Regions from separate parts of the Homo sapiens genome. Here all the other regions are linked to region 1. Evidence: chromatin contacts called from ENCODE Hi-C data. All regions are on one chromosome and are shown on one strand. The core of a region is the stretch at or near the end of the contact, and the rest is flanking DNA. Distances in the headings are between cores, read along the strand shown. Region 1 holds the start of LINC00235 (long intergenic non-protein coding RNA 235). Region 2 has its middle 7.2 kb from the start of GNG13. Region 3 holds the start of MPG (N-methylpurine DNA glycosylase).

Region 1 (4,816 bases), core at 1,953-4,452:
GGAGCAGCTTCCTCCTCCTGATACCCCACTGTGGTCTAGGAGCACCTCAGTTTCCACGCTAGATTTTAAACATGGGGCTGTCCACAGTCCAGCTGGCCCCACCTCGATGACCCACTGGGGTCTCCAGCCCAAAGGAGTTTGAGACAGGAGGACACAGGATGAAATGGAAACATTCCCGGAAGGGCTGCCAGAGACCTTGTGGGTGAGCGAGAGCAGGGTGGGGTGGCCGGTGTGCATGCCTGGTGGACGTGCCCAGAAGCCTGCACCCCCCAGGAGGCCCGAACGTGTCCCTCTGGAGTGTCGCCCCCACCCCCAGCTGTGCAGTGGGATGGTCACTGGGCCTGCCAAGTCTCCCAAGGCAGATCCTGTCCCCAGCTGGCTCCTGACATTGAATGTTCTGAGTCTTGGTCAGTTCTGCCCGATGGAAGAGCACCAAGGAGTCTTGCCCGGCAGGATAGAGAGGAGCGGCTCTGCCCCTGCCCTGGAACAAGAGCCCCGGACGTGGGTGCAGAGCCCCTCACATGAGGACCGCCCCATCCTGCCTCTGCTGAAGGGCAGGTATAGGAAGGCTGGACCCCCTCAGCGGCCCCCCGGATGTGGGTGCAGAGCCCCTCACATGAGGACCGCCCCAGCCTGCCTCTGCTGAAGGGCAGGTATAGGAAGTCTGGACCCCCTCAGCGGCCCCCCGGATGGCACCCTGGCCCCTCTACCTGCTGGCAGTCCAGTAACCTGGAGGTGGTGGCCCAGAGAAAGGCGGGAACTTCTCCCAGGGCCCCGTCCATTGTTATTTTCACCTGTCCGGCCGCCCATTCTTTTTTTGAGACGGACTCAGTCACCCAGGCTGGAGCGCCATGTGCCATCCCAGCTCACTGCAGCCTCAACCTCCCGGGCTCAAGTGATGCTCCTGCCTCTGCCTCCCAAGTAGCAGGGACCACAAGCACACACCACCACACCCTAATTATCTTTTAAGTGGAGACAGGTTTCGCTTTGTGTGTTGCCCAGGCTGGTGGTCCGTCGTCTTTTTGACCCAGGCCTGTGTGGCTCACAAAGCAGGCAATTGCAGGGTCATCCCATCAAATCTGAGCATGGCACCAGAGCACACAAGTCAGCCACCTGCGGGCCTTGGCACCCTCGTGCTCCACGCCAGGGTCCCTGTGTGCTCAAGTCTGGGCTCCATGATGGCACTGGGGTTTGTTCTGTTTGCTGCTTTGTGCGCGTGAGGCTTTCTCTGGGTGCCTGAACAGATGCCTCCAGTTTCAGTTCTTTCTGTTTGGCCCTCCCCATCCTCTTCTCCTCCAGGGGGGATTCATGGCTCGCCTCTTGGCTCTTCTGGGCACTTGGCGAGCTTCTGCGCACTTGCGTTAGCTGCTCAGGTCTGTCTGGATGTGAGAGTCGTGTCCTCAGGCCAGGAAGCACTGGCACGGAGCAGGGCTCGGTCAATGGTCTGGATAATCCAGAGTCACTTACCTTCTGCTGTGCAGTCATTTACAATTCACGCCTGTGTGCCTGATGTCTTGTGACTCAGAATCTTCAAGACAATCACAGGCTGGCCTCACGGAGGCACGAGTGACTCATTTCTCTCATCGCACCCATTCCCTCCAGCACTCTCCTTGTGCGGGGAAACCTCAGTCACCTTGAAGACGCCTCCTGAGGCCCTCTTCTGGGTGAATGGGCTTCCTCCTTCACCATGACAGGCTACTGGGGAGAGCTGGGGTGCTCCCACCCTCTCCTCACCCCAAATGGGCCTGGCCTAGCAAAACTGGCCAGAACTGGCCACTCTGCAGTGAGCTGGCAGGGCCCTCAGCATCAGATCAACAGGTTCAACTGCAGCTGCCTCTCTGGTGGGGAGGTTATAAGGCCTGCTGGCTAGACCACTGGCCCCTGGCCAGGGAGCCACCTAGGCAGTGCCAGGGAAGGACTGGGAAGGGAAGAGAACCTGCGGTCCCTGAGTGAGGCCTTGACTGCACCCTCTCCTGTGGTTCGAAAGCCACACTTGGCCAGTATCCTGCCATGCAGGTGAGGAAGCTGGGGAGGACAGGGTCCCAGAGCCTTGTCCAAGTTGCAGAGAGGAGAGCCAGCTCTCACTCTGCAGCCCTCTGTGCCCCCAGACCCCCACTGGCCCCCGGGGACACATTTCCTGCCCTTGGGATGCTTTGGCATGGATATAGTCTGGGAACAAACGGCACATCCAGCTGCCCTGCCTGTCTCCACAGAGGGGGCAGCAGACCTAGGGGGAGGTGTCCAAGACACAGGAATGAAGTGTCCTTACCAAAAGCTTCCGAGGACAGAAATAAACCCCTCCTGCCAGCTTCTGCACTGACTGCAGCTAGAAGCCGAGCTCCACGTGGGACACAGGTGTCCCTGCTGCGGCATCTCAGCATGACGGAGGCCCATCCTTGGCTTTCCTGGAGCATGAATATCCTCTGAGGAGCACTGGCCCTGGCCTTGTAGGTCTTGCTGAGACTGGCTTAGATTTTCTGGCCCAGGAGCAATCGTCACCCAACCTCCCACTTGTAAATCTCGCCACAGAATCGGCCCACAACCGTCTCTCCGGAATCTCGGCGGACCAGCCCTGCTCCTGTGTCTCCCTCTCCCGCAGAGCCACTGCCTTCTCAGGCTCCTCAAGTGCACCTAAGAGCGGGAGTCTGGCTGCCCTCAGCACTCGCGTCCCGCCCTGCAGCCTGATAAGCTTGACGCCAAGGCATTCTCCCGAGAGCCGGCCCAGCAGCTGCTGGCAGGAGAGTGGCCTCAGGGCAGCGGGAAGGGGACCTCCGGGGAGAGAATGAGGCCTGCGCAAGGGTCCTGGAAGGACCCAGGAGTCGCCCCGGCTTCCCTCCCCCAGGCCCTGGTTGGGCGCCGTGGGCCGCGTCCCAGTTGAGCCCGGCGTGGCCGTTTAATGGCGTCCCTCCGCGACCGAGGACGAAGGGGCCTAGAGAGGCTGTGCCCAAGCGACGCTGCGAGGCCAGGCCGCGTCTCGGGCCAGGGCGGTCCCCTTGCCACCGCCGCTCTTGGCCGCCAGGACCAAGCACAGCACGCAGCGTCGCGAAAGGGGCGGTCCTGGAAGGCGCGAAGGGGTCTCCGGGTCTCGCGAACACGGCGGGGTCGGGGCGGAGTCGTGGGTCCTCGGTCGAGCGGCCGCCCAGAGCCCCGCGGGACACGGACGGCCCCAGCCCGGCTCCCCGCGAGCCCCACGCGTCTGTGACGCCGCTGATGCGCAGACGCCGCGGCTGCAGGCCCCGCCCCTCCGTGCCCCTCGCAAGGCCCTCTGGGAGTTGTAGTTCCAGCTCCTCCTCGGGCCGCCCCACTCCCTGATAATCCTGGAGCGCGGCGCCTCCCGGGGACCGAGGCCTCGGGCCCGGCCGTCTCCAGCAGCGAGGGCAGGAGAAGTGGCCCGGGCGGTCGGCGGACTGGGAGGGCGCCACCCGAGGACTACAACTCCCGGCCTGCCTCGCGCAGGCACCGCCCCGAGCTTCCGCCCCGTCGGCGCCGCGCAGCCCTGTGGGAGCCGTAGTCCGGGCGCGCGATTCACAGCGCCGCGTGCGCCCCGGGCGCGCCGTAGCCGCGGGGCCCGGGCCGGGCGCTACGCTACGAAGGCAGCGTAAGGCGGGCGCCGGACGCGGGCAGGGGCCGGGGCCGGAGCCGGGTCGGGGCGCCCCGCGGCTGAGGAGCGGGAGGCCGTCCGGGCAGCGCGGCCGGCGGCGAGAGGGGCCCCGCCGCTCTCCGGAGGCAGAAGTTGTGGATCGGCCGGCGGGGGCGAGCGGGCCCGGGGGCCGGGGCCGCGCTGCCCGGGCCGCGAGGACGAGGCGGCGCCGCCGGGCTGTGGAGGTGAGTCCCGTCGGCCGGGCCCGGCCGGGCGCCCAGCCGGGGACCCCGGGCGGGGAGCGCGGGCCCGGAGGGCGGCGGGGAGCGCGGGCTCGGCGGGGCGCAGGAGGCCTCGGGGGCCGGGCGCGCCGGGCTCCGAGCCAGGGCAGGGACGGCAGGGCCCCCGGAGTGGGGTCAGCCCGCCGCCCGCTGGCGCCTCCAGGCTGGTGGGGGCCAGGGCTGGGCGATGCTTCGCAGAGGAACCCAGAGGAAGGCGGGAAGTCGGCAGGGACCTGGGCCATGTGGGTCACTTGAGGCCAGCCCCGGGGGCCGCGCACACCGGAGGCGGCCTCGGCCCTGCCTGCCCTTGAGTGCCCTTATATCCGGGCCCATCGTGCGGTCCTGGCCGCCTTAGGGATGTTGTGCTTGGTGCGGGCATCACTCCCCTCACTTGGGGAACGGCCTGGGGGCGGCCACCTGGCGTGGAGGGGCTGGCGGGAGCCCCGTCTGTGCCAGCCATGCCAGTGTTCTCTTCCGTGTTCCTCTGGGGCTGCTGCGGCACCAGCTGGGAAGTTGCAAATCTGCTGTCCTCCCGCTGGCTGCAGAAGGGGCCCCTCTAGTCCTGACCGGGGGAACTCTTGTGTGGTCAGCTGGCCCTGGCCGGGCGAGCTCTCGGGGCCCCCTTACTGCTCTGGAGTTTGTTACCGGACTGCAGGTAACAAGACCCGGAAAGCAATGGTGAGGCCCAGAACCTGAGGCCAGGCCTGGGTGTGTGGGGCCAGTGGGGAAGACTGGGACTCCGTTGGGTGCTGAAGAGTTGTGTGCTTCTCCTTCGGGAAACCCGGATCTCTTCCTCTGCCCAGGTCTGAGGGGTGCGGAAACGTGAGTCACAGTTCAGTGTGGGAGTGCCCCGTAATTGCCTCCGCGTTTCCAGAGTCTGGGGCTGGGCAAGGATATAGGGGTGATTCTCCCTTCCGGTTCTGAGTGACTTCTCAACTGTGAAGTGGGGCAAGAG
Region 2 (4,279 bases), core at 103-2,602, 280 kb after region 1:
CCTGCGCCCACAGGGAACTCCTGCCATGCGGGCCCCTTCTCACAAGGGGACACCGCCCACCCCCAACCCCTGGGGCCCAGAGCAGCCCCAGAACAGACACAAGCATCCCAAAAAGGGGGTCACTGGGGTAGATGCACACATCTGGGGACCCTGTGTGTCATCCCAAGTGGGCCATAGCCCTGGGCATCTGGTCTTAGGTCCCAGGGCTTTGCCAGCAGAAGCCTCCAGGTGTGCAGGGTCTGTGCTAGAGGCCTCCAACCGGCCACCATGGGCTGTCCACCCGTGTGGCAGCACCCGGGTCCCTGCAGCGCCTGAGACTCCTCGCACTCAGTGGACAGCAGAGCGCCCCTGAGCAGCCTCGGTATCTGCAGATGCACAAGGCTGGCTGGGGCAGAAGCAGGGGAGGGAGGGGCTCTGAGGAAGGCGCCTGCGTCCCCACAGATCAATCACTTGATGTTTGACATGACCTGCAAACGTTTTATTTGCAAAATACAGAGAGTAGACGACAGGAAGTAGCGGCTTACACCTGTAATCCCAGCACTTATGGAGGCCAAGGCGGGAGGATCCCTTGAGCTCAGGAGTTGGAGACCAGCCTGGACAACAAAGTGAGACCCTGTCTCTACAAAAAAATACAAAAATTAGCTGGGTGTGGTGGTGCGCACCTGTGGTCCCAGCTATTGGAGAGGCTGAGGTGGGAGGATTGCTTGAGCCTGGGAGGTGGAAGCTGCAGTGAGCTGAGATAATGTCACTGCACTCCAGCCTGGGCAACAGAGTGAGACTCTGTCTCAAAAAAAGTTGAGGCCGGGCATGGTGGCTCACATATGTAATCCCAGCACTTTGGGAGGCCAAAGTGGGCAGACCACCTGGCCAACATGGTGGAAACCTGTCTCTACTAAAAATACAAAAATTAGCCAGGGGTGGTGGCCTGCGCGCCTGTAGTCCCAGTTACTCGGGAGGCTGAGGCAGGAGAATCACTTGAACCCAGGAGGTGGAGGTTGCAGTGAGCCGAGATCATGCCATTGCACTCCAGCCTGGGCAACAGAGGGAGACTCCATCTCAAAAAAAAAAAAAAAAAAAAAAAAAAAATGTTTGGGCCGGGGGCGGTGGCTCACGCCTGCAATCTCAGCACTTTGGGAGGCGGAGGCAGGCGGATCACGAGGTCAGGAGGTTGAGACCATCCTGGCCAACACGGTGAAACCCTGTCTCTACTAAAAAAAATATACAAAAAAATTAGCCAGGTGTGGTGGCGGGCGCCTCTAGTCCCAGGTACTCGGGAGGCTGAGGCAGGAGAATGGCGAGAACCCGGGAGGCGGAGCTTGCAGTGAGCCGTGATCGCGCCGCTACACTCCAGCTTGGGTGACAGAGCGAGACTCCGTCTCAAAAAACAAAACAAAACAAAACAAAACAAAAACAAGTTTGGAGCCACGCGGCCACAAGCCTCTTAAGGACGCCTGGAGCTCCCAGAGCCCCCAGGAGCTCAAAGAGGCAGGAAGGGTCCTCCCTATAGCCTCTGGAGGGATCGTGGCCCCCATTACCTTTTCAAAATGTCACCTCTCCCCGCGGTGTGACCCTCGAAAGCTAGACGTGCCCAGGAGGCAGCAGCCCAGGCCCCGCACCTTCCCTCCCGCTCCCTCTGGCCGCCGGGCCTCAGCCAGCGCTGCTCCCTGACCCGCCTGTGCCCTCGCCAGGGCCCCTCGCCGCCGCCTCCTGCCGCCTCCCGATATGGCCAAACACCCGGGCGCGAGCCCCGCGTGCAGGCGCCGGGCCTGGGCCCCTGTGGCCGTCCCGCCAGCGGCCGTCTTCTGTCCCTGCATTTAGAGAAGGGGGATGGCAAAGGGACCCGCCAGCGGATCCCTCTTACAGGTGGGGAAACTGAGGTAAGACGGTCAGGGCTGGCCCCAGGGCGTGGCGGGCCCTCGGGGCAGTCGCCCAGACCACCCGGACGGCCCCGCTCGCAGCCTTCGCCCGCCCCGGCCAACTTTTCAACCGACCGTCGCGCGCCGTTTACTTCCGCCTTGGGAGATAATTTCCGGGTCCCGGCAGGAAAGGGTCAGCCGCGCACGGTGGCCGCCCGCGTGACGTCAGCGCTCGTCGCAGCCATCTTGGCTCCTGGCAGCGGCTGCCCAGGCCTCGGTCGTGGGCTGGGCGGCCATGTTGGAGTCGGGCAGGGCTCTCATATCCGGTCACTCTCCACTGGCGATGATCGATTGCATTTGACGGACGCGACGCTGGTCGAGAGTCGCTCGCGTTGCTCGACGTTTTCTGCAACTCCAGGACCGTAAAATATCTCGAAGACGGCGAAAGTCGCAGACCCCTGCAGAATCAGATGATCCAGAAGGATGCCCGCTGTCTTTTTGGTCCATTTCAGTTGTAAACCAAGAAGTAGCCGGGACAGGCCTCGGTGGGCTTCGGAGCGTGGCTCGGCAAGGTCGAGGTCGCGCCTGGGGGGACAGGTCGATGCCTTTCTCCAGAGATGGTTTTGAGGCCTCCGTATTTAAAGGGGGAAAGCGGGCTGCGGGGTAAGGAAGGCTCCGGTCCTGTTTCTGAGCCCACGGTGGGAAGAGAAAAGGAGGGGCGGGGGGTGGGGGGCTGGGGTCGCCGATGATGCGTCCGCAAGATGAGGGCAATGGAGAGTGAGATCTGACCTCGCGTCTGTAGTTACCTGCCCAACAACACAGGGAGAGGCAGTAACTTGACCGGCTCCGTCTTCGGCTTCGTTCTGTCCTTTTGGCAGCCTGAATTGGGGTCCTGAGCTTTTACTTTCACACCGTCCTCCACAGTTTCCTAAATGGGATCTGGAATGCTTCTTCCCTGGCACGCCTGTGAGATCTGAGGCAGAAGCCAGTGTACAGAAACAGGTGTCGCATCAGTAGGCATTCTCCAGAGGCCGACCAATATATTGGAGAGACGGATTAATAGACGGATGATAGTGGGTTTGTCAGGGGAATTGGCCCATGCGGTTAGGGAGGCCGAGAAGTCCCGGGAGGGATGCCATCTGCAAGCCGGAGACCTGGGATGCTGGCAGCCTGGCTCGGTCCAAGTCAGGAAACGGAAGAACCAGGGGAGCTAAAGGTGTGACTCAGGCCAGGGCTGAAAGCTGAGAATCCAAGGAGCCGCTGGTGTTAAGTCCTGGAGTCCCAAGGCTGGGGGCCCTGTCCAAGGGCAGGAGGAGGAAGAGAGAGTCCCAGCGCCAGGAACAAGAGCAGAACTTCTTTTCCCTCTTTTTTTTTTTTTTTTTGACAGAGTCTCGCTCTGTCTCCTAGGCTAGAGACAGAATGCAGTGCAGTGGCACGACCTCAGCTCACTGCAGCGTTCACCTCCCAGGTTCAAGCGAGTCTCCTGCCTCAGTCTGCAGAGTAGCTGGGACTACAGGTGCATGCCACCATGCCTGGCAATTTGTTTTGTATTTTTTAGGAGAGATGGGGTATCACCATGGCCAGGCTAGTCGCGAACTCCTGACCTCAAGTGATCCGCCTGCCTCAGCCTCCCAAAGTGCTGGGATTACAGGCGTGGACCATCGTGCCCAGCCCCTTTTTGTTCTATCTGGGCCCCCAGGCGATTGATGGTATCCGCCCCCATGGAGGGTCTTCCCCTTGGTCCCCCGACCCCCAGGCAGGCTCCTCTGGAAACCCCCTCGCAGACACACCCAGAAGCAGCGCCTTATGAGGTCTCTAGGGATCCCTTCACCCAGCCAAGTAGGTGCTTGAGATGACCCACGGCAGGTCGGACATCTCCCTCCTCGTCCACTAGGACAGTGTCTGATTTGCCCTCTTTCCCTCCCTGCATAAGCTGATCCAGAGAATTGTCACAAGACAGAGTTACAAATTTAGTTTAAAGATCCTCGTGGGCTCCATTCGTGATGCTAGATTCGGGCAACCGCTTGGCTCTACAGAGAGCAGGGAGTGCCCCGGGGGGCTGAACAGAGGAGGCTGGTTTTCTAGACGGAAGGGCTGAGGAAAGCGGAAACAGAAAACACGGATCGCTCACTTCGAAGCTGCTTTTCTTGTAAGGGTGAAAGCAGAAGAGAACTCCTTATTGTACCGGCAAGGATCAGCCTGTTTGGGGATTTGGCTGTTATTACTCTCCTGGTTTCTCAGAAGTTCAGATAAACAACTTAGCTTCAGTTTGGTGACATGGAACTTTTTTTTTTTTTGTTGTTGAGATGAAGTCTCGCTCTGTCGCCCAGGCTGGAGTGCAGCGGCGTGATCTCGGGTCACTGCAAACTCCGCCTCTCCGGGTTCAAGCGATTCTCCTGCCTGAGCCTCCCAAGTGTCTGAGA
Region 3 (4,593 bases), core at 252-2,751, 450 kb before region 1:
CTGTTCCCACAGGAAGGAGAGACTCATTGTTTGGGAGGCATGGCTGCAGATAAGCAGGGAGGGTGTGGAATCACATCCAGGGCTGCTTTATAAACACGGATTGATGACACATTATGCCCCCACCCCGGGAAGCGGCACACAGTGCTACAAACAGCTGGTGGCTTCCAGCCGGCTGATGGCCCCTCCCTCCCCAGGAAGTCCTGGCTGGGGCCCATGGGGGTGGGACGGCTGGTCAGAGGAGGAGAGGCAGTTGGAGACCAGGTCCTGCCCTGTTAGCCTTTCTGTAGGACCAGGTGTCACACTCATCTGAGGGCTCCAGACACATGGCCTGTGCGTCTGTCCTGCCCAGCGTCTCCCACCTGACGCGGCCAGGTGCCCAGTTGCTCTTCAAGGCCTTTTCAGGTGCTCCTTTCCAGGACCAGGGTCACAGAAGTCAAAGCTCAGGAAAAGCCCCTCGAGGGTTTTTGTGCGGCAGAGGTGGGTTGTGGGGTGGGATTGTGCCTGCCACAGTGGAGGGGCCCTGCAGACCCAGATAAACCTTCAAGTGGCCAGAAGCGGGGGATGGCTCTGCTGGGTGCTGGGGCTGCCATGGGCCGTGGGAGCCAGCAGTGTGCCCAGCTCCCTCAGGGCCCGTCCCCTAGGCCCTTCCGTCCACTGGGCCAAGCACCGTCCCTGCCCCTCCCTAGGGGCATGGATCTGACTTGAGAGGTTGTGAGAGCTTACAGGCGCTGGGCCGTCGGGGAGGCCTCAGAAGCGTAGGACGGCTGCGCACTGCCGGGCCGTGTTCAGCCCTGGTCTGGCCTCGGCCTCTAGAGGAGGCTGCCTGCGCTCCAGCAGGCCCAACCCAGAACGTGGGCGAGCTCCCTTCAGCATCCCTGGGCGGAAAGAGGGATGGGGGCTCTGCTGCAGAGGCAGAATCCGCGCCGCTCCCTCCTTCCTTCCCCCGACCAGCCTGTGACAACCCCGGCCAGGGGCGGGGGCCTCCGCACAAGCCTGGCGTCCACTTCCTGGATAAGGACTCCCCGGCCCACTCCGGACCAGGGCTGGGGCGGCCTCCCAGGCGCTCACTCCGCTGGCACCCCACCGGAAAACACGTCTGCGGCCCGCCCCCTCCCCCAAAGCACGACCACTCCGCCCGGGCCCCTCGAGGATCCACTCAGGTTCACGACGGGCCCGTCCTCTCGGTGGTCTGACCACCGGCTGGTGGAGTGGGCTCTGGGGCCGCCAGGCGACCAGGGCGCAGGCGGGGGCGGACAGCTCATTGGGAGGGGCGCCGGGGCACAGTGCGGGGCTCGCCCCACCCCCAGGTGCCCCTTCCCCGCTCTCGCCTCGCAGGCACCGCATCGGGCCCGGGAATCGGTCCGGACCTGGCGGTGGGCGCTGGGAAGAGGATCCACCTCCACGTGGCCCGCCCCGCCCCGGGGGCGCAGCCAGTTCCCGGCGCTCACTGCCCCCCTTCTCCCGGCTTCCGTCCCCTTCTGCGCAGGCGCCGCTCCGCCCCGGTCCTAGGGGTGCTTCCGTGGTCGGCGGCTGCTGGGCTCCGCGCCGGGGTCCGAGTCCCACGAAGCCCCGGCCCGAGCCGCCGGATGCCCGCGCGCAGCGGGGCCCAGGTGAGCGCGCGCCTCGGCCGCCCCGCGGAACAGACGCGCCCACCCCCAGGCGCAGCAGCGAGCGCGGCCGCGGGAGCGGGAGTGCCGGGGACGGGCGTAGCGCCCACCGCCCCGAGGGTTCGGGGCAGAGCCAGAGCATAGGCCAAGGGCCAAGCTCGGGCCGAGAGCAGTGGCCGCAGCGCCCGGGGGCTGAACCCACGGCGCGCTGGCAGCGCGGGCCGAGCTGCGGAGACGGTCACGTCAGCGTCCGTTCCAGGCCGACTGGCAGTCTCCGTTCTACATTAACGTCAGCACTCCCGTTAAAAATAATGCATCTCTCCCATGCCAGGAGGACTTAGGTGCTGCTAAAGACCAGCCCTCCGGGTGCTGCCAGGCCGGCGCTCACCCGCCACCTTCATCTTCCCTTCTCCTTTGCCCCAGGACAGCCGAGGATGTGTGGTTAGGTTCCCCCTACCCATGGGGAGGCCAGAGGTGGGAGGCTGGCGGCCTGCTCGGTCTCAGCAGACCCTCCTAGTCCCTCAGGAGACCTTGCCTTTGCCCCACTTGCTCGTTATCCAGCCTGGGCCATGAAGCAGAGGACAGTTAGGGACCCTGAGCACGCGGTGGTCACCCCGGTGCTCACCCCTCCCTGTGTGTCCGACCTTGGCCCTGCTAAGATCCTGTGTTTTGAATTCTGGCAAGGGTTGGATGAAAGGGCAGGGCTCCAGAAACCAGCTCAGACGTTTGCTTGGGACCTGCATGATGAGTGGGAATCGGAGGGCACCAGCCCTGCTGTCCCAGGCTCAGGCCCCCATCTGCTCCCCAGGTCATGCAGCCTGGGCCCCCATGCCGTGCAGCTCGCACATATGTGGGGCAGAGCAGCCACCCTGCCCCCAGCAGCAGCCGTCCATCGTCAGACGTGATCATTTCCTGAGGCCTCGAGTGTGTCAGGGTGTTTGTGCCTCATAACAACCCACAGGATGGTCACCCCCGCTTTGCAGATGAAGAAACCAAAGCAGGTGGTCAGATCCAGTCCTTGCACTTCCTGAGCCTGACCTTACCACACAGCTGTCTCCTATTCGGATGCTTATTTATTTTTTTTCCCATTACAGTTTTGCCGACGGATGGGGCAAAAGAAGCAGCGACCAGCTAGAGCAGGGCAGCCACACAGCTCGTCCGACGCAGCCCAGGCACCTGCAGAGCAGCCACACAGCTCGTCCGATGCAGCCCAGGCACCTTGCCCCAGGGAGCGCTGCTTGGGACCGCCCACCACTCCGGGCCCATACCGCAGCATCTATTTCTCAAGCCCAAAGGGCCACCTTACCCGACTGGGGTTGGAGTTCTTCGACCAGCCGGCAGTCCCCCTGGCCCGGGCATTTCTGGGACAGGTAATGTGAACATAGCAGCGAGGGCCCTCCTGAAGTGCCTGTCACTGCAGTTGTCCCTGAACCCCTGTCCGCTGCCTGCTGGATTGGCCCTCAGTTAGTCCTCCTTGTCCTCATGCATTTAGCGGCTTTGCTCACACTGGTCCCTGCTTAGCTTCATCTCAGTTGCCTGAGGTCATCTGGGAAGAATGTAGAGATTGTCAGTGCTGCTTGCCCAGGGTGGAGCAGGGGTGCCACTGTCTGCCCCCGGCTCTGGGCATCTAGGGCAGGAGCACTTGCACCGTTAGCCTTCCTCACCGGCAATCCACCTCAGTTTTTCCACACGTGGGAACTGTGGCTGTGGCCAGTGTCGGGCTGCCCCTTCCCGCTGTAGTGGCTCACAGTGCAGTGCTGGCTTCCCAGGGCCCCTGCAGCTTAATGTAGGTCAAGGATCTGGGCTCTGCCAATCAGACTTGGAGTAAGAAGCAGGGACTGCCCAGGTCCCATCCTGGTGGGGCCTACGGTGCAGCCTGTCCCCACGAGCAGATGCTCACACAGCCGTGGCATCTTGGCTGGATCTGTTGGGAGCGAGGTGGTGGCGGTGGTCCTCGATGCCAAAGCCCCAGGCCTGCCTTTCTGGTTCTCCAGAGGCTCCAAGGCCTTCCCTTTGTCCTTTAATGAGCCTACTTTTAGGTTATAATCACCAAGAAGAACCAGAAGAGAAATACCAGTGCCAGGAGTTGGGTGCTAAAGGAGCAGACCCTAGAATGTGGGCTCGACCTCATGGAGAACAGAGAACATTCTGTCCCCATGCGGATCCTTCTAAAAGCACCTTAAGTAATGGGCATTTGTGGCCAGGTGTGGTGGCTCATGCCGGTAATCCCAGCACTTTGGGAGGCGGAGGTGGGTGGATCACGAGGTCAGGAGTTTGAGACCAGCCTGACCAACATGGTGAAACCCCATCTCTACTAAAAATACAAAAATTAGCTGGGTGTGATGACGGGCGCCTCTAATCTCAGCTACTTGGGAGGCTGAGGCAGGAGAATCACTTGAACCCGGGAGGCAGAGGTTGCAGAGAGCTGAGATCACGCCATTGCACTCCGGCCTGGGCGACAGGGCGAGACTCCGTCTCAAAAATAAAAAAAAAATACAATGGGCATTTGTGATACAACAAAACAGCACGTGTGGCAGGTGCGTCGTAGGAACAGGGCAAGGGCGCAGCATGGCATCAGGGACCACAATACGTTTGTCTCTATTCAGCATCCTTGTCAGGCCACAGTCATGCCCACTTGAGCCCATTGGTGGACAAGATGATGTCCAGCAGAGAAGAGGGTGTCTCACCCTGTGTCCCTTGGATCAGGGACAGCCCTCTGCCCTCTCCATAACCTCCTAGTGGATGCCCTTGCAGACCCCTCAGCCAGGCTTGGGTCATGCACTCATCCCTAAAAGGGTCACTGCAGTGAGTTGCCATGAAATCCCAGGCCACTCTCTGGGCTGAGGAGGGTGTGGTCTCCCCCAGGAGGCTCTGCCAACAAGGAAGAGGGGTGTGTGTTGGCCATGGGGGTGGGGAGGGGTGAGAGGCCCCAGTATCTGCCACTGGTGGAAATGGTATCAGTGAAATCCTGATCAGAAATTTGGGA

Evidence for each region. Hi-C counts contacts between places; a loop is a spot of excess contacts on that map. Pooled maps may share reads with other maps.
Region 2: a loop to region 1 is called in a map of CD8-positive, alpha-beta T cell, with 5 times the contacts of the local background. The contact joins the enhancer-like site here to the promoter of LINC00235 in region 1. A Hi-C loop is called at or near these places in 1 of 168 maps with a recorded cell type or tissue (CD8-positive, alpha-beta T cell), 1 of 37 single-sample maps with no recorded cell type and 8 of 50 pooled maps.
Region 3: a loop to region 1 is called in a pooled map, with 5 times the contacts of the local background. The contact joins the promoter of MPG here to the promoter of LINC00235 in region 1. A Hi-C loop is called at or near these places in 4 of 50 pooled maps.

What each region holds. Positions count from the first base shown.
Region 1 is chr16:524,205-529,020 of GRCh38, forward strand. LINC00235 (long intergenic non-protein coding RNA 235) reads right to left here and starts at 3,203. Exons shown (of 1, transcript NR_024121.1): 1 at 2,643-3,203. CAPN15 (calpain 15) reads left to right here and starts at 3,508. Exons shown (of 14, transcript NM_005632.3): 1 at 3,508-3,825. RefSeq lists an enhancer at 2,067-2,628.
Region 2 is chr16:805,784-810,062 of GRCh38, forward strand. No RefSeq gene overlaps it. Among named protein-coding and RNA genes, the nearest start is that of GNG13, 7.2 kb to the left of the region's middle. RefSeq lists a silencer at 1,765-1,974 and an enhancer at 2,055-2,284. Within about 2 kb of position 1,353, at least 33 of the 41 ENCODE cell types and tissues checked have a DNase peak (open chromatin) inside an H3K27ac peak, as active enhancers do; they include CD8-positive, alpha-beta T cell, where a contact is called at or near this core.
Region 3 is chr16:76,724-81,316 of GRCh38, forward strand. MPG (N-methylpurine DNA glycosylase) reads left to right here and starts at 1,502. Exons shown (of 4, transcript NM_001015052.3): 1 at 1,502-1,610; 2 at 2,702-2,977. The coding sequence starts at 1,587. RefSeq lists a silencer at 1,083-1,772 and an enhancer at 1,287-1,581.